Regions from separate parts of the Homo sapiens genome. Here all the other regions are linked to region 1. Evidence: chromatin loops called from intact Hi-C (ENCODE). Cell type or tissue: IMR-90. All regions are shown on one strand.

Region 1 (8,000 bases):
GTTGTTACTCTTTATAGAATATCAAGTAACTTCTCTGATCTTTTCCTACTTAATTGATGAACTATTTGAAAGAACATAATATTTTGCATTCTAACGTTGTAGACCTGGCCAAAATAAACTAGTCAAACTCTCTAATTGTACTTTTCTACCCAGTTAGACTTCTCTGTAATTTCTTTTGTCTCTTTAACCCAGTGGGCACCACATAGGCCTTTCGAATATAATACAATCCATCAAGTCAGCAAAATAGTGTTTCCTAGTCATGCCAGCATGCTTCTCTTTTATTATTGTTGAACCAATGGCAAAGTAAACCAAGTTTTTTATTTAGAAATCATTGCCCTACTAGACACAACTCAATGATTTGATCCAGCCCCAGTCCCTGGCATGCTAGGGAGTGCAGCTAGAAAATGTGTTTCAGGGGCCGCAGGAACAGTGGGCTGATGCATAGAACCTGTAGCAATCCGCCAGCAAATGGAGGGGGAGGGCAGTCTGGTCCTGGACAAGGAACACCTGGGGCCGATTCACTGGGTGCACTGATCATCTATCCCCCTGGCTTAGTAAACAGTTCTGATGTGCACTCCCCCGTGTGCCCTCGGCACGGCTACCCCAACACTCACACTGTGGCTGGAGACTCACACGTCCCAGAAGTAAGCCCACTTCTGGATATCTGGACTCCTCTCCAGTTTGGATGTGGTAATTAGAAAGTAGGAAATTGTCCCAAAGAGGCTGGGGAAGGAAGAGTACCCTGATTGTTCCCCAATCTGAGTGCAGGTGGAGCTGTGACCAGGAACCAGCATACTCATTTGGATCTTGTTTCTAAGGTCATCCTTCCTTTACACTGCATGAGCCAAAATGAATTCGTGTGTAGGACTTTGTTACTTCTGTATTTAACTGGTTTATTGGAAGTAGTAGGAACACACTGAATTTTGTAGTTAAACACAGTATCTTTGTCACTGAGATGTTGTCCTTCAAAGTTTTGAAAAATAAACCTATTTAGAATGGTTTAGAAGCCAGAACTGGACACCTTTAAGATTTTTGGCCTTTGATTGTAATGCATACTGATGATTTTGCAGTACATGAATTTGACGTGGGGGCTTTGAATTCGTATTTGGTCCTGGACTTTTGTTATTTAAATAGTTAACATACAAATAATGTAAAATCAATGTGAATATAGGCACCTGTGTCAGAATACTAGCAACTGTTACCCACACAACGGGCAGGTTTGGTCACTTGGTGGGTTTCAACCCAATGACCACATCAAGGAGGATTTAGCAAAGGAATTTTATAACTTGTCACAAGTGAGAAGCTCACAGAGCTTAGTTCCCAAAGCAGTATCTCCCCAAGCTGGAGGCTGGGTCAGGTTTTATAAGCGTATGGTAATGAAGTGTGATCTGATTGGATCTTGCAATGAAGTGATGCCGGGAAGCACCATCTGACTGGATCCTGCCATGGGGTGGTGTCAGAGCTCAATCTGATTGAATCCTGCATCCTGCCATGTGGTGTCTGCTTCTTAATTCAGTCCCTGATTCTTGTTTCGGAGCACTTAGGTTCCTGCTATGGTTGCATGCTTGATTCATCTGGGGCTGCTCAGGTTATTAACATGACTTGAGGATCCGTGGCAACTGTAAAACAACTCATAACTTTGCTACATAAAAGTTGAACATGATTGGTCTGGTGCAATTACATACATAAAGATCAAAAGAGACCATAGCCTTTTTTCTCAACCAGGGTTTCACGTTTGGGAAAGCTGGCGAGATCCTCACCAGAAGACTGCGGTCAATGGCTTTTAAAGCAATGCTAAGACAGGTAGGAGTGTGCGCTGGAGAATGCCTTCTGATCTTTCACATTTCTTCCATATTAAGCTTCTTACTGTTCTTATTGTTATGTCGATATGCATGTTTTCCCCCCAGGGTATTCACGCAAGGATGGGGCAGAGTCCTGCAAATTGTCCTGGTCCTTCAAGAGCTAAAGACTTCTCATGTTTTTTTTGTTTTTTTTTTGTTTTTGTTTTTTTTCATAGAAATAGGCTTTATTTGGGTAGCTTTGGCTTATTCTGTAAATATCTCTCTCCATGTAGACACTATCATTTCGAAGACCTGTATCTCTTTTCTGGATCCTGTGCAGGCCCTGGTGAGTCCATTGAGACTCCAGGATGTCTTTAAACCAAGAAAAACCTAGTTGATAGCATTTAATCTCATGTACCACAATCTACCATACTAACTGTAGGTATCCTCAAATGTTAATAATTGAGTTTTGTTTATTTCTTATTTGAGGTCTATTTTCACATTAATTCACTTGTTTGTTTATTCAAACATTACTTATCATGTACCAGACACTGTGCTGGTGGCTGGTACTGTATAATCCATTATTTGCTCTCCTCGTAAGTTCACATTCTAGTGCCTGACATAGGAAAATATGCAAACATGAATTATCTATTTTTATAGAAAATGCCTAAGAGAGGGCCAGAATATTATCCATTCAATTGACAGGAACTGATTACATTTCTGTTCACAAATGGGCACATAGTAGGTAGTATATTCTGATTAAATCTGTCTACAAATCCTATTTCAGTATCTCCTAAACTCTTGCTATGCAGGAAAAATTATTTTATGTGAAGGTAAAAGATGCCATGGATGAGTAGCTTACAATTAAAATTAAGTCTCAGACATGCTTCTTTTTTTATCCCTGTGGCTAACTGGAGATCAGACACACTTTCAATCAGTGTTTAACAAAAAATCAAACAAAAGCTTGGTGAGAAACCAGTGCTTATTTTCTCCTGCCTAGAATCTATCAGAACAACATGTCCAAGACAGCTCCACCACCCTTTATGAGAGACAACACCATATCAGGGCAGAAGTGTCCATAGTGAAAGACCTGATGATTGGGTGAATGGAATGCCTACCAGCCTCCCAGCCTTGGGAGGAGCTGGCAAGGAGCATGGCAGCCATCTGGGTGAGCCCTGCCCCCCTAGACCAGAGATGCCCTCCCTGCTACCACAGAGCAGTCAGGAAGCTGGGTTCTGCTAGATTCTGGGGGTGTGTGCTCAGAGCAAGGCCAGGGACTCTACACTGCATATGAGGTCTCCCCTAAATTTCCTCAGCATTGGAGCTTTGGGAGGCTTTGTCTGGTTTTCTTTGCTTGTTTTAATTTTGAACTAACATAAACGTGTATTTTATGCCATAGGACATGAGCTGGTTTGATGACCATAAAAACAGTACTGGTGCACTTTCTACAAGACTTGCCACAGATGCTGCCCAAGTCCAAGGAGTAGGTAGACTGCACTCTACTTGTAGTTTTTTACATAACATGGTTTTAGATAAGCATGTAGCATACCCACACTTGTTAAGATGCTTCCAGCTAGAAATAGCAGAAAGCTCAAATCAAAACTGCTGTAAACAATAAGCAGAAGATTAAACTTCAAGGTTGATTGACCCACTGCCCCCTCCAGATTTAATCCAGAATCCAGGTTCCCTCATTGGCTTTGGCTTTATCCCAAGGCTGATTCCCTGCAGTCACAGGATGGCTGCTAATAGTAATTAGAACTACAGGCTTCCTTATTTCCCATCCAGTGAAAGAGAGCACACACCTCTACCTCAACCACCAAACAAAAACCCTTTGCTGAAATCTAATTTGGGCTAATTTGGGTCACATGCCCCACCCTGAACCACTGTCTCCAGGGGATGGTGGTGTTCTGAGTGGCCTACGTCCCCCACCCCTTTAGCTGAGGTGGGTTACTTTGCAGCTCACTGCTTCCACACAACAGGAGAAGGAGGAATGGATGCAGAGAGCTGACTGCAATGTTGCTACAGCCACCTTTGTTTTCTGAGTGGTACAACACTAATTCATCCTTATATGTGCTTTGTGGTGGATGTCTCTTAGGACACGTACCCTTTGTAACAACAGATGGTCTCTTTCCCTTTTACACTTTTGAATTAAATGGTCTTTAAAATTACCCAGGTACATTGGAGTTAGTTTCCTCTTTGAACATTGCATCTATGAAAAAATACATGCACCCCCAGTGCCCATCCACAAAGCAGAGAAGTTGATTACTTGGTTCTAGAATGTTGGTTCAGGTGGGCAGGAGAGGAATGAGAGTGTAAAGGCACAATGAAGAAATGTCTGCAGAGCCTCATGAGTTAAGCACAGGTGTTGTGGGTTTATTGTAATGAAAGTAAGCCAATGTAGCTCAGGCATAGAACCCACTCATCATTCTGACCAAGAGGCTAAGGCTGGAGCGCATGCATTTGGAGCTTAAAACTACAGTTGCTTTGTGCTTTTTCTCTCCCAGGCCACAGGAACCAGGTTGGCTTTAATTGCACAGAATATAGCTAACCTTGGAACTGGTATTATCATATCATTTATCTACGGTTGGCAGTTAACCCTATTGCTATTAGCAGTTGTTCCAATTATTGCTGTGTCAGGAATTGTTGAAATGAAATTGTTGGCTGGAAATGCCAAAAGAGATAAAAAAGAACTGGAAGCTGCTGGAAAGGTAGGTCAAATAAGATTTCAATTGGTGTTAAGTGTTGTTTTTAGACATGTGTTTTATTTGAATTATTTATCATGATATGCAGGCTTTAATAATTAAATGTTTGTGCCCACTACAACTAATAATTGTCAATTGTGTATGAAATATTTTACTGTATTAATGTCTAGAACTTAAATATAAGGTGATTAACATAAAACGTTGAGCCTATAGAAAGCACTTAACATAGTTATGATAAAGAACTTCTGAATATTCAAAGTGCATTTCATTTTACTTCATGTCCAAATGCTACTGTTTGGACAAATGTCATCCCTGTTTCACAAACCTTCATGCAGAAGACTGTAAGTGAATTGTTCAGGGTCGGACATGTGCTGGCATTTAAGAGATCCTCTTCTTTTTGGCTGTGATTTCTATAATTAAGATGGCAGCCACCAGATGGCAGTAATGCCTCAATTTTGTGGTTCTCACTATAATGGCAATTGGGCTTAACATTTACTTGAGCCTTACTACGTGCCAGTTATTGTGCTACATATTTATATGCACCAATTTATTACATCTTCACAATAATCCTATAAGGCAGGCACTATTGTTATCCCAATTTCAGAAATACAGAACCTGAGATTCAAACAGAAGTTAGAGATTTGGCTGGGATTTAAGTTCAGGTCTAGTTTCAAAGCTCTTACCTCTACTATATGGTCTCTTTATATGTGTTTAAGTGTCTAAATCTACACATAAACATTTTATTTACAAGTACATGCACTGAAATGTTCACATGTAGATTATAACCATGAACATTCTTAGTCTTATTTATGTAATTATTATCCTTTATTGAAACATGAGGAAGTGAAGCAGATAATAAATATAAATTGTGATATAGGTTTTATAGCATTGCACTTTACAAAGCCCTTTTACAAGCATTACTGCAACTGACCTTAACTAGTTATGAGAAGTGGAACAGACAGTATCTCTATAGGGAAGAAGGCGTCAGAGACTGGGTGAGTGACTAGCTTCAGAGGCACCATATTAAGAGGGAAGATTAACATTCGGACTAACCATGTTTCCACTAAACCAATTATGTCTGGTGAAATCCTTTCTTGTCCTCTTGTAATCAGCATCAGCTGCCGCTGCATGCAGCGTTAGGTATAATAGTATCTCCAGGTTTCCATCAGAATTCACTCTCCTCATTTTCACGCTGCATCCTCTCCAAGACTTGGAGCTTGCTAGGACAATATGTGGTTCCCAGGACTTGGGAACCCCTGGGTGTCTAGAGTTCTTGAAGATTCTCTTGGCTGCTGGCTGTGGGTACTTTAGGGCATCATTTCCTTGACTTCTGAGTGTCTCAACTAACTGCTGAAGAAACACTGTGTAGCTCTGTTTCCTCCCCTGCCCCTCAATCCTGCTTCTTTCCACATTTCATATGGGAGAATGGTCAGTTGGATGGAATGAAAATAAACTTTTCTTAGACAAGTTACATGATAGAAAACATCTTGAATCTAGTTAATAGTCTTAGCTCCATTAATTGTTAGAATTTTGTCAGAGTAGAGCAGGTAGAATTGAGCAGTATTGAAACAAAACAAAATCTTGGGTTATTAGCTTTGGTCTTGCTATTCACAGTGTGTGAGGCTGGAGAAGATCCCCAACTTCTCTAGTCCTCATGTCCTACCTTAGTAAAATGAGAAATTGTACCAGATACTGCCCCAAGTTCCTTCCAGCTAAAACCCTGTTATTCTAAGCATCAGAGATTGAATAACTCAGACTGGCCAGTTTAAATTTTTTTAGTAGCTACTTTAACCTAATAGGGTTATGAAATATGAAAGATTAAATATGAAATATGAAAGATTTTAAATATGAAAGATTAAAAATGTTTTAAATGTTAATATCAGCAGTTCAATCATAGTTTAATATTGTTTACTCAGTCAGCACTTGCTTAAGAGTCGGAAAGAAGGTTCTAGAAAAACCCCAAATCACTATTTAAAAAGAAACACTCTCATTTACCTGGGTACAGTTTCATCATCATTAAAGTACAACAGGGTTTGAGGTATTCCCATCCCAATTTTCCAAAAAGGGCTTGGTAGTGAGGGTGTTGGTTACTGGGCAGGGAGTGGGGAGGGAAGACTGCCTCATAACCATCTTGACCCAGGGCTTGTCTGGTCACTGAGATTAAGGGCCCTCTGTGCCACAGCTAACCCGTAAGGGAGTTGATCCATGACTAGAATGTCAAGAGGAGTGTCAAGTCATTACTGGTTTCTCCTTGTGTAAATTACACAGCAGGGGTAGCAGAATAGCATTATGGCTTAGGAACATGGACTCCACATCAGATAGTCTCAGTTGGAATTCTTGCTTTGCTACTTATTAACTTTAGAACTTAAGGCAATTCAGTTAACTTCTCTGTGCCTCGGTTCTCTCATCTGTGTAAATAGGAATACTATTTCCCTTTCAAGGTTGTGAGGCTAAATGAGATCATATTGGTGAATGAGGTAATACTTGGACATAGTAAAAGCTCAGTAATTTTTCTCTATTCTTGTAATTGCTATCTGTTATATCTTTATTACAAATGAAAAATCTATGGTTATTCAGTCTCAAGCATCACATATCTTCCTTTCAGCTCATTGCAGAAGCTAAGAACTGAGGTAAAAAAAAAAGTCTTAAAGCTGTTAAAAACCTAAAATTAAGATCTTATGCTCCATGTGCTGTTGGTTTAGATGACTCAACTACAGAACTAAGATTTAGACTAAATAGCTAAGTCACAGACAATCAACATTTGTCAAGGGTGGTTTGGCTGTAAGAATCAGAGAACTGCTCTGGCTGGTTTGGGTAAAAGCGATTTGATATAAGGACACTCCAAAGTGCAAGAAATACAGGCAGTTTGTGTGTAACTGGCTCTTACAGCCACAGGCTCTAATATCTGAGTCTTCCTATACATCTATTCCATTCCTCGGATGCTGTATATTCAGACCAGCTTCTTACACATACCCAATGTGACATCAGCCTCTGAAGCCCCAGGGCCTCACGGTTCAAACTTGTGTCCAGGGCCAGGAAACCAAATCTGATTGACCCAGATTAGTCAGATGTCTGACTCTGATTTAATCACGGATTTAAAGCATGCTCATGTTGTTGACAATTGGGATCTCCTTCCCATTGTGGGTGGACAGCTTTTATAAGAAGTTATACTCAGGGAGGAAATAATTGGCAGCTCCAATAGGCCCTTAGAAATCACAGCCTAATCCTTTCTTTTAGGACTCTGCCTTGTGAAGAAAGCCAGGCCACAAAGGGGTTGTGACTAAGGCCAGTCATGTAACTGCCTGGTGGCAGGCTGGGAATAGAACCAGGCCCTTGGTTCCCAGGCCACAGTTCTTGCCCTTAGCTGATCAGCCTTCCTGAGCATACAAAGACTTGCCTACCATACTTAGCACAGCCAGAAGTACCAGTTTTGTCATAAAGCTAGTCTTGAACAGATTATGCCTTTGGTTTTTAATTTAAAGGAAATTAAAGCCTATCAACGTAACCTTCAGGATAC
Region 2 (8,000 bases), 180 kb after region 1:
TCCTGAATACAGCACACTGATGGGTCTTGACTCTTTATCCAATTTGCCAGACTGTGTCTTTTAATTGGAGCATTTAGTCCATTTACGTTTAAAGTTAATATTGTTATGTGTGAATTTGATCCTGTCATTTTGATGTTAGCTGGTTATTTTGCTCGTTAGTTGATGCAGTTTCTTCCTAGTCTCGATGGTCTTTACATTTTGGCATGATTTTGCAGTGGCTGGTACCGGTTGTTCCTTTCCATGTTTAGCGCTTCCTTCAGGAGCTCTTTTAGGGCAGGCCTGGTGGTGACAAAATCTCTCAGCATTTGCTTGTCTGTAAAGTATTTTATTTCTCCTTCACTTATGAAGCTTGGTTTGGCTGGATATGAAATTCTGGGTTGAAAATTCTTTTCTTTAAGAAGGTTGAATATTGGCCCCCACTCTCTTCTGGCTTGTAGAGTTTCTACTGAGAGAATTGCTGTTAGTCTGATGGGCTTCCCTTTGAGGGTAACCCGACCTTTCTCTCTGGCTGCCCTTAACATTTTTTCCTTCATTTCATCTTTGGTGAATCTGACAATTATGTGTCTTGGTGTTGCTCCTCTCGAGGAGTATCTTTGTGGCATTCTCTGTATTTCCTGAATCTGAATGTTGGCCTGCCTTGCTAGATTGGGGAAGTTCTCCTGGATAATATCCTGCAGAGTGTTTTCCAACTTGGTTCCATTCTCCCCGTCACTTTCAGGTACACCAATCAGACGTAGATTTGGTCTTTTCACATAGTCCCATATTTCTTGGAGGCTTTGCTCGTTTCTTTTTATTCTTTTTTCTCTAAACTTCCCTTCTCGCTTCATTTCATTCCTTTCAACTTCCATCACTGATACCCTTTCTTCCAGTTTATCACATCGGCTCCTGAGGCTTCTGCATTCTTCACGTAGTTCTCGAGCCTTGGTTTTCAGCTCCATCAGCTCCTTTAAGCACTTCTCTGTATTGGTTATTCTAGTTATACATTCCTCTAAATTTTTTTCAAAGTTTTCAACTTCTTTGCCTTTGGTTTGAATGTCCTCCCATAGCTCGGAGTAATTTGATCGTCTGAAGCCTTCTTCTCTCAGCTCATCAAAGTCATTCTCCGCCCAGCTTTGTTCTGTTGCTGATAAGGAACTGCGTTCCTTTGGAGGAAGAGAGGCGCTCTGCTTTTTAGAGTTTCCAGTTTTTCTGCTCTGTTTTTTCCCCATCTTTGTGGTTTTATCTACTTTTGGTCTTTGATGATGGTGATGTACAGATGGGTTTTTGTTGTGGATGTCCTTTCTGTTTGTTAGTTTTCCTTCTAACAGACAGGACCCTCAGCTGCAGGTCTGTTGGAGTACCCGGCCGGCCGTGTGAGGTGTCAGTGTGCCCCTGCTGGGGGGTGCCTCCCAGTTAGGCTGCTCGGGGGTCAGGGGTCAGGGACCCACTTGAGGAGGCAGTCTGCCCGTTCTCAGATCTCCAGCTGCGTGCTGGGAGAACCACTGCTCTCTTCAAAGCTCAGATGGAAATGCAGAAATCACTCGTCTTCTGTGTCGCTCACATTAGGAGCTGTAGACCGGAGCTGTTCCTATTCGGCCATCTTGGCTCCTCCTCCGAGTTTGGCCTTTCAATCACTGGTGGTAAAGGGTCCTTCCAGATGGATAATTTAGCAAAAATTTTAAAACCCCTTAAAAATATACTTATCATTATACCTAGCAATTCTATTTTCACAAGTAGACTTAACAAAGTCTGCTTTCCAAAGATTTTGCTACAGAGATATTCATTGCATCAATATTTTTACTTACAATAGTGAAAAACTGGATACAACCTAAATAGTGATAATACCTAACATTTAATTGAGTATTTACCATATATTGATCTGAGCACTTTATATAAGTTAATTCATTCAAACCTCATAGACAACCCTATGAGGGAGGTACTATTGAGGCTATTACCATCCCCATTTGACAGATCAAGTAACCTGGTCACACACCCAGTAAATGGAAGAGTTCATTAGAGCCTACATTCTTAACCATTCATTCTATTCCCTCTCCAAACTCTCTAATCTAAATAGCCAATGATAGGAAAATTGTTAAAATTAGTAATGCTCAACTTGTGTGTGTGTGTGAGTGAGAGAGAGAAAGAGAGAATGTGGGTGTCAGATGGGAGACAGAAGTGTCATGAGAGTGTTTCCAAATTACCTAGAGCCTCTCTTACTGGTAGGAATGTGTTATACAAGGAGAGAGAACCACTGGGTTACCTAAATTATAGTAAATTATACAAATACTATGTAATTATTAAAATGTATGATATATAGCTATATTGAGTTGTATTCTAGAACAGTATCTTTCAAATTCTTTTGACATGACCTATATTAAAAAATAAACATTTTACATCTCAATCTTGGCCATCCTTTAAAGGCTGAATAGCTAGTTCCCTCTAATATAGCTGTGTTAGTTGTTTACAATGGGTGTCTATGCCTATGTTATTTGACCCACATTAGATTAGATTAGGCATAACATATGCCTATGTTATGTTATGCCTATGTTATGATATTTGAATATCACATATTTAGGTTGGTCCAAAAGCAACTGTGGTTTTTGACATTTTTTAAACTGCAATTGCTTTTGCACCAAATACATTTATATGCACGCACTCGCGCACACACACACACACACATACATCTAAAACAAAATTTCATGAAACAATACTCAATCTTTGTTTTTTGTTTTTTGTTTTGTTTTGAGACGGAGTCTCGCTCTGTTGCCCAGGCTGGAGTGCGGTGGCGTGATCTCGGCTCACTGCAAGCTCCGCCTCTGGGGTTCACGCCATTCTCCTGCCTCAGCCTCCCGAGTAGCAGGACTGCAGGCGCCCGCCACCACGCCCGGCTAATTTTTTTTTTTTTGTATTTTTAGTAAAGACGGGGTTTCACCGTGTTAGCCAAGATAGTCTCGATCTCTCGACTTCGTGATCGGCCCGCTTCGGCATCCCAAAGTGCTGGGATTACAGGCGTGAGCCACCGCGCCCGGCCAAAATAATACTCAATCTTAATAAATGAGATGCACTCTTATATCTTTCCATTTCATTATTACAATTCTGGACCAAATGTATTGTTGTCAACTGCTCGTTGATTTCATCATCCTAAGTTAACGTACCCATAGTTTGAAAACAATCCTGGAAGAAAATTATGGCTCTTGTAATACTGAAAATGTCCACGAGAGGGCACCACAATTCTAGCCAGACACATAATATACCAAGGGATCTCCACTGGGAAGGGCAGGAATGTTGACCCTTGCAGGGCACAGTCCAACCAGGGTAGCCAGTCTCTATCTTGACCAATCACCTATCAAAACGCCTGATGCAAAAAAACTTTTTTGATAAAGAGGCTGTCAGGGTCCATCAGAGTCTCTGTGTCATGAATCTGAAATCGAACATGCAGAAAGATTTTATGTGGTTGACAGAGTAGGCAAAAGGTAAAAGTCCTTGAGATAAGGAGAGGCTAGAATGGTAATAATGGGTCATTTATAAGCTAAAGGTTTCAATAAGTTGAGGTTATGGGAAAATAGAAGCTATGAATAAGCAAGAGATATAAGTGGGGGAAAGACACAGGACTGGAAAGCCTGTTGACAGGAAGAGATAGGCATTACTGTGTAATCACATTAATGGCAAAACCCTAGGGTCAGGCCCCAGACTCCTGCTGCCAGCAGCTTCAGTCTGTAAAGGACAGGCTGACTCCCTTTTTAATGCAACTGGTGATTTTATAATAAGTTCACTTTGATGCTCATTTACCATTCTGAAAACCCCAGGGCCCTTAAGAATTATGCAAAATCTACTTTACCTTTGCTCTATAAATGGAACAACAAAGCCAGAGTGACAGTAAATCTGTTTACAGCATCGTTTCCTGAATATTTTAAGCCCACTGTTGAGATCTACAGCTTAGAAAAAGAGACTCCTGTCCAAATATTAATGTTCATTGACAATGAACCTGGTCAAACAGACTTCTGGTGAGATATACAAGGAGATGAATGTTATTTTCATTAAAATACACCTCAATCCATGGGCTGCAGGATGGATGCTGCTAACACAACATCCATTCTGCAGCCCATGGATTAAGGGATATTTTTGACTTTCAAGTATTATTATTTAAGAAATACATTTTATAAGGCTACAGCTGCCATAAATAGTGATCCCTCTGGTGGATCTGGGCAAAGTCAATGAAAACCCTGCTGGAAAGGACTCATCATTTTATTCTATTTTATTATTTTTTCTCACACAGAAAGACAGCATGGATTTATCATTTTAAATGCCATTAAGAATATTTGTGATTCATTGGGAGGAGGTCCAAAAATCAACGTTAACAGGAGTTTGGAAGAAGTGGATTCCAACCTTCATGAATGATTTGGAGGGGTTCAAGACTTCAGTGGGGGAAATAACTGCGGATATGGTAGAAATAGCAAGAGAACTAGAACTAGAAGGGGATCGGAAGATGTGACTGAATTAATGCAATATCATGATCAATAAATGGGAGTTGCTTCTTATGGATGAGCAAAGTGGTTTCTTGAGATAGAATCTACTTCTGGTGAAGATGCTATAAACATTGTTGAAATGACAACAAAGGATTTAAAATATTACATAAACTTAGTTGATAAAGCATTGGCAGAGTTTGAGAGGTTTGACTCCAGTTTTGAAAGACATTCTACTATTGGTAAAATGCTATCAGATAGCATCACATGCTTCAGAGAAATCTTTTGTAAAAGGGAAAGTCAATTGATGTGGCAAACTTCATTATTGTTTTAGTTTTAGAAAGTGCTAAACTTTAGTGCCGCCCTAACCTTTAGTACCGCCACCCTGATCAGTCAGGAGCCATCAACATTGAGGCATAACAAGCAAAAAGATTACTGAAGATCACTACCGGCTCAAATGATAGCATATTTTAGCAATACAGTAATTTAAAATCAAGGTATGTGCATTGTATTTGTAGATATAATGCTATTGCACATTTAACAGACTACTGTATAGTGTAACATAACTTTTATATGCATTAGGAAACCAAAATGTTTGTGTGACTCATTTTACTGCAATATTCATGAACTGAATCTTCAGTATCTCTGAGGTATGCCTGCAATGCCATTCTACTAACCACATACAAATAGAATCATAGTGTCTTAGTTTTGTTTGTCAGAAGCACACCCTCAGATATGGACTATAATGCAAGTGGTTGATTTGGGAAATGGGCCACAAAAACCCAGTAGGGGAGCTGGGAACTGAGATAGGGGAGGAAAGGAGGCCAGCTTAGGGTTGCTATCAAAGAAGTTACCACTGTGGGCAACTATATCTTAATCACATGGAGGAGCTCTGGAACCAGAATATATACCTTAGAGTTATCCCATCCATGGGGTAAAGGAGCTGGGGTATTTACACATATTACCTGTGATTCCCTGGCACTTCTGGCCTTCCATGCATGCAGGCAGAGTGATTTCAGCAAAGAGAAGCCCCTGGGCAAGGAGTTGCAGTTACTGGCAGTTGGAGGGTGGATTGGCCTGCACTGAAATGGTAGTGTCCAATGGGATACAAGCAAGGCATTGCCAGTGTCTGCTACAAACTCCATGAGATTCTGCAACTTCCTTTTTTGGTTGTTGTTCACCATTACGGTTGTGTGATTTACCCTTGTTGGTATGTTGATATATATAACTGTGGTTTGCTTATTTTCATTGCTATATTCTATTGTATTAGTATGTTTCATCTATTTATTTGTTCTATCTGTTTATGGGCATTTGGGCTGTTTCCACCTTTTTGTTGTTACAAACAATGTTCCCTTGCAGCTTCTTGCACAAGTCTCTTGGTATATTTGTGCGAAAGTTTCTTCTATACACCTAGGTTTAGAATTGTTGGAGGAAGAGATAATGCATTTTAAACTTAACTATATGATGATTAAAGTAGTGTTCCAGTTACACCCACACCACCAGCAAAGTATGAGATTTTCTAATATTTTATATCTTTGCCAAAACATGCTGTTGTTAGGCTTTTAATTTTCGCTAGTTTGGTGGGTGTAAAAACAATAAATAAAGAAAGTTTTGGCCTGGTATAGCGGCTCATGCCTGTAATCCCAGCACTTTGGGAGGACAAGACAAGTAGATCGCTTGAGCCCAGAAGTTTGAGACCAGCCTGGGCAACATGGCAAAACCCTGTTTCTAAAAAAAAAAGAAAAAATTAGCTAGGCATGGTGGCACATGCCTGTAATCCCAGCTAATTGAGAGGCTGAGGTGGGAGTATCAGCTGAGCCTGGAAGGTCGAGGCCTGTTGTGATCTCATCACTGCACTGCAGCCTGGGCAACAGAGTGAGACCCTGCCTCAAAAAAAAAAAAAAAAAAAAACAACAAAGTTCTTCATCTTTTGGGAATATACATATATTTTAAATTTAAAATGGGGTCCAGTTCAATATTTGTTTCTGCCACTGCAACTTAAATTTTCTAAGAGTAAAGATTGGATCATAATTCTTGGAGTTGTAACTATAAATGAATGAAATTGTCTTGCTCATGTAACTTGCCAACAGGTTCTAAGGTGAATACAAAAGAAGACTTTCAAGAGGGTGAGTGAGTGAATGAATGTAGCAATTTGATTTAGGTGTATAGTCTAAGGATGACATTGAAGTATGACACTAATGTTCTGGGGTCTATTAAAAATTCAGTGTTCTTATTTTATAGGTAGGTTTTATACTATACAGATGATAGGTTTCCTATTCTGTATGCAATCGTTCTCTTAGAACACTTTTCACTTTTGAACAAGTGGTTTTTCTAGGGGCTGTGAACAGGAGAAAACTTTGTCAACATTAACAGATTCTTGAAACATTTTTAATGAAGGGAAAAGCAGTTCCCAGTAGAACAATTGTAGTTTCCTAGGGCTGCTGAAACAAATTACCACAAACTAGTGGCTTCAAACAACAGACATTTATTTATTCTCTCACAGTTCTGCAGGTCAGAAGTCTGAAATCAAAGTGTAGTCATGGTTGTTTTCTTCAGGAAGTTCTGAGGGATAATCCTTTCCATGCTCCAATCTCAACCCCATTTTCACATGGCCTTCTCTGTGTGTCTCTATATGGTCACCTACTCTTAAAAGGGCACTAATCATTGGACTTAGGGACCACCCCAATCCAAGATGATTTCCTCTCGAGATCGTTAACTACACCTGCAAAGAGCCTTCTCTCCAAATACGTTCACTGTCTTACTCAGGTCAGGCTGGTATAACAAATAACATAAATCGGGTGGCTTAAACAATGAACATTTATTCCTCACAGTTCTGGGAGCTGGAAGTCCAAGATCAGGGTACCAGTATGGTTGGGTTCTGGTGAGGGACTTATTCCTGGCTTGCAGATTGCTGCCTCTGGCTCTATCCTCATGTGGGAGAGAGACCGAGATAATATCTTTCATGTATTTTCTTATAAGGGTACTAATCCCATTCAAGAAGGTTCTACCCTCATGATCTAATTACCTCCTAAAGGCCCCACTTTCAAATACCATCACATTGGGGATAGGGCTTCAACTTATAAATTTGGGAAGGACATAAACATTCAATCCAGAGCAGTTGACAAAGATTCTCTGCTTGGCCAAACTTTAGTCAGGCTCCTGACACTTCTCCTAGGCTCATCTGTGCACTTCCTTGTAAAATCCAGTTGTAGAAGAGAACTCTGCTAGGTCAGGATAGCTAAAAGCCCCTACATATCTGATCATGCTCTGTAGCTGATCGGGTTCCTCATCCTCCATCATTCCCCAGGTGATGTCTGATCACCCTGGTGTGTCTTCAGCAAGGACACCGGTTTAACCAGAATGCCCATCTGATATTTCCTTTTAGTAATTTTCCATGCACTGAGTCCCACCTTACTCCTTGGCTATAAATTCCCACTTGCCTATTCTGTATTCAGAGTTGAGCCAAATCTCTCTCTGCTGCTGCAAGACCCCATTGTAGCAGTCCCTATACCAATCATGATGTTTCTGGATAAAGTTTTCCATGCTGTGCTTTAACAA
Region 3 (8,000 bases), 110 kb after region 1:
AGTTACTGGGCAGGCAAGGGGAGTAGGTGGACTTTCCGTGGAGTGAATGGCCTGCAGCAAAAGGGTAGGTGGCACTTCCAGCTGGGCAGGGGACTCATATCTGTGGCAGCAACGCTTCCTTTTATTGAGTCCATTATGCCTAGTGAGGGAAGCCTGCTGAAATAATTTAACCAACTTCTGCAGATTCACTGCCCCATATGGTCCACTAACAAAACCTTTCTATATTTTCAGAACTGCTACAGATTTTGTGTGTGTATGTGTGTATACATGTACATACATGTGTACACGTGTGTGCATATATATGTAAAATAATTGCAATATTATGATTGTGAGAAAGGTGCCGATTTGCCTTTTTAAAGCCACACTTTCAGCCAATAAAACAAAAAATTCCCTGAAACATTTCAACCCAAAATTTCGTTTTCAGAAACCAGATACCTATCTAAGTTATAGAACTGACATTTAGAAGTGCTTATAAATGAGCTTCTAAATGAAAAATAATGTTGAGTAATGGAAAATCTGGAATCCTTTATTTAAATTCAGCATCTTCTTCTGGGAAATAGGGATAATGATACTTACTGGCGGGTTGTAGTAAGATGCATAGTGAGATACATGGTATGTTGTTGTTGTTGTTGTTTTGGAGATGGAGTCTTGCTCTATCACCCAGACTGCAATGCAGTGGCACAATCTTGGCTCACTGCAACCTCCACCTCCCGGGTTCAAGCAATTCTCCTGCCTCAGCCTCCCGAGTAGCTGAGACTATAGGCATCCACCATCATGCCCGGCTAATTTTTGTATATTAGTAGAGACGGGGTTTCACTGTGTTGCCCAGGCTGGTCTCGAACTCCTGAGCTCAGGCAATCCACCCACCTTAGCCTCCCAAAGTGCTGGGATTACAGGCATGAGCCACCACGCCTGGCCAATACAAGTTATGTTTTCTAAACTGATAAAATTATTAGAATCAGCATTCATTTACACCAGTGTAAACACAGCATTAGCCTCACTGACTATCTACATACAAAACCAGTGAGAATTGAGGTTCCAGGCAAGGTACATCTGACTCTTGAAAGCAGCAGAGCTTGACTCAACGTTAAGTTCTCAATTGTATGAACTTCAAAGCTTATTTGCGACCATATATGATAAGTAGAGTTAAAAATGAATGACTACAGAGGAGATAAGTGAGAGACCCCTTTTATAAAAGGGACAGTTGTCACCCATCTTGCCAGGAATGATGACAAGGAAGGATGGAAATTGTCATGATCCTAACAATTCACTGGACCCAGGGTCAACCCAAGCCAATAATACCAGAATTTCTTCATATTGTCCTGCCAAAGAGGATATTTTAGATGAATATAGAGCAGGCCCACCCCAGACCTATTGCTCTTCATAACAAGCTTTATATAGCCCAAGAGCTGTCTCCTCAGCTCCCCACCGTGGCCCCCTCCCAAACTGTTTAGTTACCTTTTGCTGCATAACAAACTACCCTACACTTAGTGGCTTACCAGAGCAAGTCATTATTTCTCATGAATCTATGGTTTGAGTGGGCCCTTCCAGACAATCCCATTATCCAGGTTGTCTTTTCTTTTCTTTACTTTCTCCCTTCCTTTCTTTCTTTCTTTATTTTATTTTATTTTATTTTTTGATGTAGTCTCACTCTGTTGCCCAGGCTTGAGTGTAGTGGCACGATCTGGGCTCACTGTAACCTTGACCTCCTGGGTTCAAGCAATTCTCCTGCCTCAGCCTCCCAAGTAGCTGGGATTATAGGTGCCTGCCACCATGCCCGGGTAATTTTTGCATTTTTAGTAGAGGCAGAGTTTCACCATGTTGGCCAGGCTGGTATCGAACTCCTGGCCTCAGGAGTTTATATATATATATATGCCTTGGCCTCTCAAAGTGCTGGGATTACAGGTGTGAGCCACCGTGCCCAGCCTCAAGGTCAGTTTTTGTTTTTGTTTTTTGAGATGGAGTTTCACCCTTGTAGCCTAGTCTGGAGTGCAATGGCACGATCTTGGCTCACTGCAACCTCCCCCTCCTGGGTTCAAGTGATTCTCCTGCCTCAGCCTCCCAAGTAGCTGGGATTACAGGTGTGAGCCACCACTCCTGTCTAATTTTGTATTTTTGGTAGAGATGGGGTTTTTCCATGTTGGTCAGGCTGGTCTCGAACTCCCAACCTCAAGTGATCCACCCGCCTCAGCCTCTCAAAGTGCTGGGATTACAGGCATGAGCCACCACACCTGGCCTGGGTCAGTTTTTTAGTACTAGAGCTGCTATCTGATCTCCACTTGTCCTTTTATAGTGCTTCATTTCTGGGGTGGTCAGAATTTCAGAGGCAATGATAATATAACCAACAAAAGACTGTTTGTGTAATCTGTAACCAACTTTACTAAAGAGCCATGAGTGACTATAGGAAATGTCAATATAGGGGGAAATAAACTTAAGTTGTATATTAATTATAAATGTTCTCATTATAGATTTTTAAAAAATAGTTAAGGCTTTCCCTGGACACAATCCATCTCCCTTCAGCAAAAGGGTAGGTGGCACTTACTACCTTCTTCAGAAAGGTCTTGGTGTCCACTCTCTTCAGAAAGAGAATAAATGGAGTTTCTTCAGTATCGCACAGTAGAAATCAAACCCTATCCTTCAGGAAACCCCTTAACAGAGATAAATGTATTTCCCATCCCTTCTCCAACAGGCATCTTAAGACAATAATTTGCCATAAACAATTTCCCAAATCTTAACATAGAGCGAGGAGAGGAGCTTTGCCAGATTGGCCCCACTGGGACTTTGACACTCCAAGTCTCCTGGTATCCTTTGAGAAATCTCTACAGGTATGAAATGAGGTTGTGTCTCTTCCTCATCCTTCCTGCAAGCTCCTAATGGATGTCTTCTCCCAGCCCCACATATACACCCTTTAAGGATAAACAATCAGAGATGGAAGAGTCTAAGTTCATATGAGGAATGAGAACCATTTCTCCAAGTTCAACCTCTCCAGCATCTTTCTCTTCCCTCAACTGAGAGAGTGCTTCACTTTGCAGATCAAGATCCATTCTTCTTTGTTGATTTTCTGTTTCCAGGCCTTAACCAGAAACCTATTGTTTATATATATATATATATTTAAAATCAGACCCATTAGAGTGTCTTTCCAACAATAGGTAGTATAAATCTGATGGCTGCTTTTTAGCAACATAAACTCCAAGCAGAAGCACTGATTGTCAGTTTGCCTTTACTTTGAACAAAATGAAATTCTTGGAGATTAGTCTTTATAAGCAGTAGATGAGCAGTTTAAAGAATTAACTTCTGTCTGTCCAGAGCCCACCCCAGAAGGGCTGGGTTGAGGAGGTGTGTTTTTCTTTCTGCACGTATAACTCTGTATTTATGAAGGCCATTCATTATGATCATTTTCCCCCAGTGGAAGAGAATAATCTAAGGAAAGGTGTGCCATATACCTAGAGAGCAGTCAAATATACCTTTAGAGCCTGTTTCCTGCCTACCTCTGTGCACTATTGTCCTCCCCCATCAGATCACCTAGTGAATGAAGGCAGTCAATCTCCATGGCTCCAGTCTCTGAAGCAGTCCCTTAAATGCCAAGTGTTGGCTTTACTTTTTCAAAACATTTTGACAGATTTCTTCTTGGAAACTAGATCTCTAGAACAACTTTATCCTGAAAGAAAGCAAGACATACATTGCCCCCCACTCCCACTTTGAAAAGTTCCTAGCATAAACACACACTTTACTAAGAATCTTAAAATACCTGACTGTAAGATAAATTAATTTTAAAATGACCTCAATAATTTAATCATAATTTGAATAGCTGATCATATCTTCTCTGGGTAATGACATGAGGAAAATACACAATTGGCCACAGCTGACTAACTACTTGGTCTTAGATTTAAAAGAAATGGATTTAGTGAGGAGCAGGGCTTTCTTTCCAGTACCAGCTGTGATGGAGCGACACCTTCTGGCACACATGGAGTACTGCATGCTAGAGGGCTCCTCTGCTAGGAGGCCCTCTTCAAGAGATCTCAATCAACTCCACTGACCCAAGTTCGGTTCCATCAAAAAGGTCAAAGATAGGTGACAGTGTTGGCTAGACAGTTAATAATTTCCATTGCTGACTTTACACATCATTCCTGGCTGGCCATTGGCCTTTTAGAAAAAAAACAAAGCAGCCTAAAGTACCAAGATCATCTAACATTATTAGAAATATTGGCCACATCCTCCCCACTCTTCACTCCATGTCCCACCCAAAAGAAAACTTCATATGACCAAAAAGTCAATGGAATCTTTGCAACAATGATCAGTCCAGAGCTCATTTTGGGTGATACAGGTAACAAACCAGTTGTTAAAAGGCATTTCATCTCATGTTATTCTGGTGGGCCCCAAGGCAATGGTGGCTGGGGGTGGAATGGAGGGGCGTGGAGAACACAAACACAATAATGGAATTCCTAATTTCAGAGGAGAAAAGCAGTGTATGGACACTTAAGTGTGTTAGTTTTCTAGGGCTGCCATTACAAAGTACCACAAACTAGGTGGCTTAAACAGTAGAAATGTCTTGTCTGACAGTCCTGGAGGCTAGAAGCCCCAGATTAAGGTGTCAATAGGGTTTTTCCCTCAGAGGGCTGTGCAGAAGAGCCTGTTCTATGTCTCTTTGCCAATTTCTAGTGGTTTTCTGGAAATCTTTGGTGTTTCTTGGCTTGTACAGATTTTTGCCTTCATCCTCCCTGTGTGTGTCTGTCTCAGTCATGGCATTCTTTTATAAAGACACCAGTCATATTGGATTAAGGGCCCACCCTACTCTAGTATGACCTCATCTCATCTAAGTATATCTGCAATGACAGATATATTCCAAATAAAGTAACATTTGGAGGTACTGGGGGTTAGGACTTTCATATATGAGTTTTGCGGGAGACACAATTCAACTCATAACATTAAAGAAATATTTTCTTGTTTAATCTCTTCTCCAAAAAGTGCAATAACTGTCTATGAGAAATATGCATGTGCTTATTCTAATAGGTCTCATGCTTAAACAACATGATGATAAGCCAACAGGTTATACTGGAGATAATATTGAGAAGCAAGTCAGGACACAAGACCATAGTAGTCCTCAATACCAAGAGCAGCAGTGATAGTTGCCTGCTCCTGCAGTACAAGCTGAGTACAGCATTGCTAAAAGCCTAGCCGCATCCCTGGGACCCCTCCAGACTGAATGACGCAGACTTGGGTGAAGTACACAGTTGGAATGAGAATGGATTCAGGACTTATGACTGTTCCCTGTGGGTAGGGGCTGGCTGCTTGAGGGAAATGGTTGGGATTGATCTGGAAAGACCATGGACCAGGCTCTTTGGGTTGGGGGATACATAAGAGAAGGGCCCTCCAGGCTCTGATGCTGTACCTGCAGGACTCTGGCAAAGTCCCAGTTAGAAAGGACTTTGTCCCTGTTTCCATGGTGTTAATCCCTTTGAAAATTTCCCTAACCTTCAAAGAAAACGTGCCTCAATGAGACGGAAGGAATCAGAAGGTTAGGGAAGGAGAGGCTGGAATTCCTCATTTTATCCCTAGCTCCAACAGAGAAGGGATATTAGCTGGTTAAGTGGACTATTTAATGCATGGTGAGAAGTGCAGCCAGCAGTGACCCAGTAAGAGCAGTGGGGAAAACCATCTGATCCCACAGTGTGCTCAAGCCAAGAGGACTGTGACACTATAATGCAGATCTGCTTATGCATACACATTAGAGAAAACTGGGAAAAAGGGTAGACATCTGAGTTATAATTACAAGGGGAGTCTAGCTTGGAATAAATTACTGCCTTTTCCTGGAATCCTTATTTTGTAAAAGGTAGAAGGCGGCTTTCTTTTTTTTTCTTTTTTTTTTTATTATTATACTTTAAGTTCCAAGATACATATGTAGAACGTGCCGTTTTGTTACATAGGTATACACGTGCCATGGTGGTTTGCTGAACCCATCAACCCATCGTCTACATTAGGTATTTATCCTAATGCTATCCCTCCCCTGGCCCCCACCCCCTGACAGGCCCTGGTGTGTGATGTTCCCCTCCCTGTGTCCATGTGTTCTCATTGTTCAACTCCCACTTACGAGTGAGATCATGAGATATTTGGTTTTCTGTTCCTGTGTTAGTTTGCTGAGAATGATGGTTTCCAGCTTCATCCATGTCCCTGCAAAGGACATGAACTCATCCTTCTCTACAGCTGCATAGTATTCCATAGTGTATATGTGCCACATTTTCTTTATCCAGTCGATCATTGACGGGCATTTGAGTTGGTTCCAAGTCTTTGCTATTGTGAACAGTGCTGCAGTAAACATACGTGTGCATGTGTCTTTATAGTAGAATGATTTATAATCCTTTGGATATATACCCAGTTATGGAATTCTGGGTCAAATTTATTTCTGGTTCTGGATCCTTGATCTAAATCCCTGTCTTCCACAATAGTTGAACTAATTTACAATCCCAGCATGAGTGTAAAAGCATTCCTATTTCTCCACATCCTCTCCAGCATCTGTTGTTTCCTGACTTGTTAATGATTGCCATTCTAACTGGCATGAGATAGTATCTCATTGTGGTATGATTGGCATTTATCTAATGACCAGTGATGATGAGTTTTTTTCATGTTTGTTGGCTGCATAAATGTCTTATTTTGAGAAGTGTCTGTTCATATCCTTCGCCCAGGTTTTGATGGGGTTGTTTGTTTTCTTGTAAATTTGTTTAAGTTCCTTGCAGATTCTGGATATTAGCCCTTTGTTAGATGGATAGATTACAAACATTTTCTTCCATTCTGTAGGTTGCCTGTTCACTCTGATGATAGTTTCTTTTGCTGTGTAGAAACTCTTTAGTATAATTAGGTCCCATTTGTCAATTTTGGCTTTTGTTGCTATTGCTTTTGGTGTTTTAGTCATGAAGTCTTTGCCCATGCCTATGTCCTGAATGGTATTGCCTACGTTTTCTTCTACGGTTTTTATGGTTTTACATCTTATGTTTTATTCTTTAATCCATCTTGAGTTAATTTTTGTATAAGGTGTAAGGAAAAGGTCCAGTTTCAGTTTTCTGCATATGGCTAGCCAGTTTTCTCCACACCATTTATTAAATAGGGAATCCTTTCCCCATTGCTTTTGTCAGGTTTGTTAAAGATCGGATGGTTGTAGCTGTGTGGCATTATTTCTGAGGCCTCTGTTCTGTTCCATTGGTCTATATGTCTGTTTTGGTACCAGTACCATGCTGTTTTCGTTACTTTAGCCTTGTAGTATAGTTGGAAGTCAGGTGGCATAATGCCTCCAGCTTTGTTCTTTTTGCTTAGGATGGTCTTGGCTATGCGGGCTCTTTTTTGGTTCCATATGAAGTTTAAAGTAGTTTTTTCCAATTTTGTGAAGAAAGTCAGTGGTAGCTTAATGGGGATAGCATTGAATCTATAAATTACTGTGGGCAGTATGGCCATTTTCACGATATTGATTCTTCCTATCCATAAGCATGGAATGTTTTTATATTTGTTTGTGTCCTCTCTTATTTCCTTGAGCAATGGTTTGTAGTTCTCCCTGAAGAGGTCCTTCACATCCTTTGAAAGTTGTATTCCTAACTATTTTATTCTCTTTGTAGCAATTGTAAATGGGAGTTCACCCATGATTTGGTTCTCTGTTTGTGTGTTATTGGTGTATAGGAATGCTTGTGATTTTTGCACTTTGATTTTGTATCCTGAGACTTTGCTGAAGTTGTTTATCAGCTTAAGGAGATTTTTGACTGAGACGATGGGGTTTTGTAAATATACAATCATGTCATCTGCAAACAGAGAAAATTTGACTTCCTCTCTTCTTATTTGAATATGCTTTATTTCTTTCTCTTGCCTGATTGCCCTGTCCAGAACTTCCAATACTATGTTGAATAGGAGTAGTGAGAGAGGGCATCCTTGCCTTGTGCTGGTTTTCAAAGGGACTGCTTCCAACAGTTGCCCATTCAGTATGATATTGGCTGTGAGCTTGTCATAAATAGCTCTTATTA

The links. Hi-C counts contacts between places; a loop is a spot of excess contacts. Peaks named below come from ENCODE experiments on the same cell type or tissue, not always from the same donor. Only the 100,000 strongest peaks of a DNase experiment are listed, where the experiment ranks them.
Region 2: it touches region 1 in a loop (7-fold over the local background); 12 of 110 quality-filtered maps call a loop at or near these places.
Region 3: a loop joins it to region 1, with 13 times the contacts of the local background. A loop is called at or near these places in 109 of 110 quality-filtered maps.

The regions. Positions count from the first base shown.
Region 1 is chr7:87,413,801-87,421,800 of GRCh38, reverse strand. ABCB4 (ATP binding cassette subfamily B member 4) reads left to right here. Exons shown (of 28, transcript NM_000443.4): 19 at 1,726-1,803; 20 at 3,181-3,264; 21 at 4,286-4,489. Among named protein-coding and RNA genes, the nearest start is that of ABCB4, 58 kb to the left of the region's middle. In IMR-90, a CTCF peak has its summit at 4,914 (motif pointing right); DNase peaks (open chromatin) are centred at 4,920, 7,240 and 7,520; H3K27ac peaks cover 1,506 bases; H3K27me3 peaks cover 166 bases.
Region 2 is chr7:87,232,253-87,240,252 of GRCh38, reverse strand. No RefSeq gene overlaps it. Among named protein-coding and RNA genes, the nearest start is that of TMEM243, 17 kb to the right of the region's middle. In IMR-90, a CTCF peak has its summit at 3,194 (motif pointing right); a DNase peak (open chromatin) is centred at 5,082; H3K27me3 peaks cover 644 bases.
Region 3 is chr7:87,308,412-87,316,411 of GRCh38, reverse strand. No RefSeq gene overlaps it. Among named protein-coding and RNA genes, the nearest start is that of TP53TG1, 33 kb to the left of the region's middle. In IMR-90, a CTCF peak has its summit at 3,954 (motif pointing left); a DNase peak (open chromatin) is centred at 3,921; H3K27ac peaks cover 254 bases.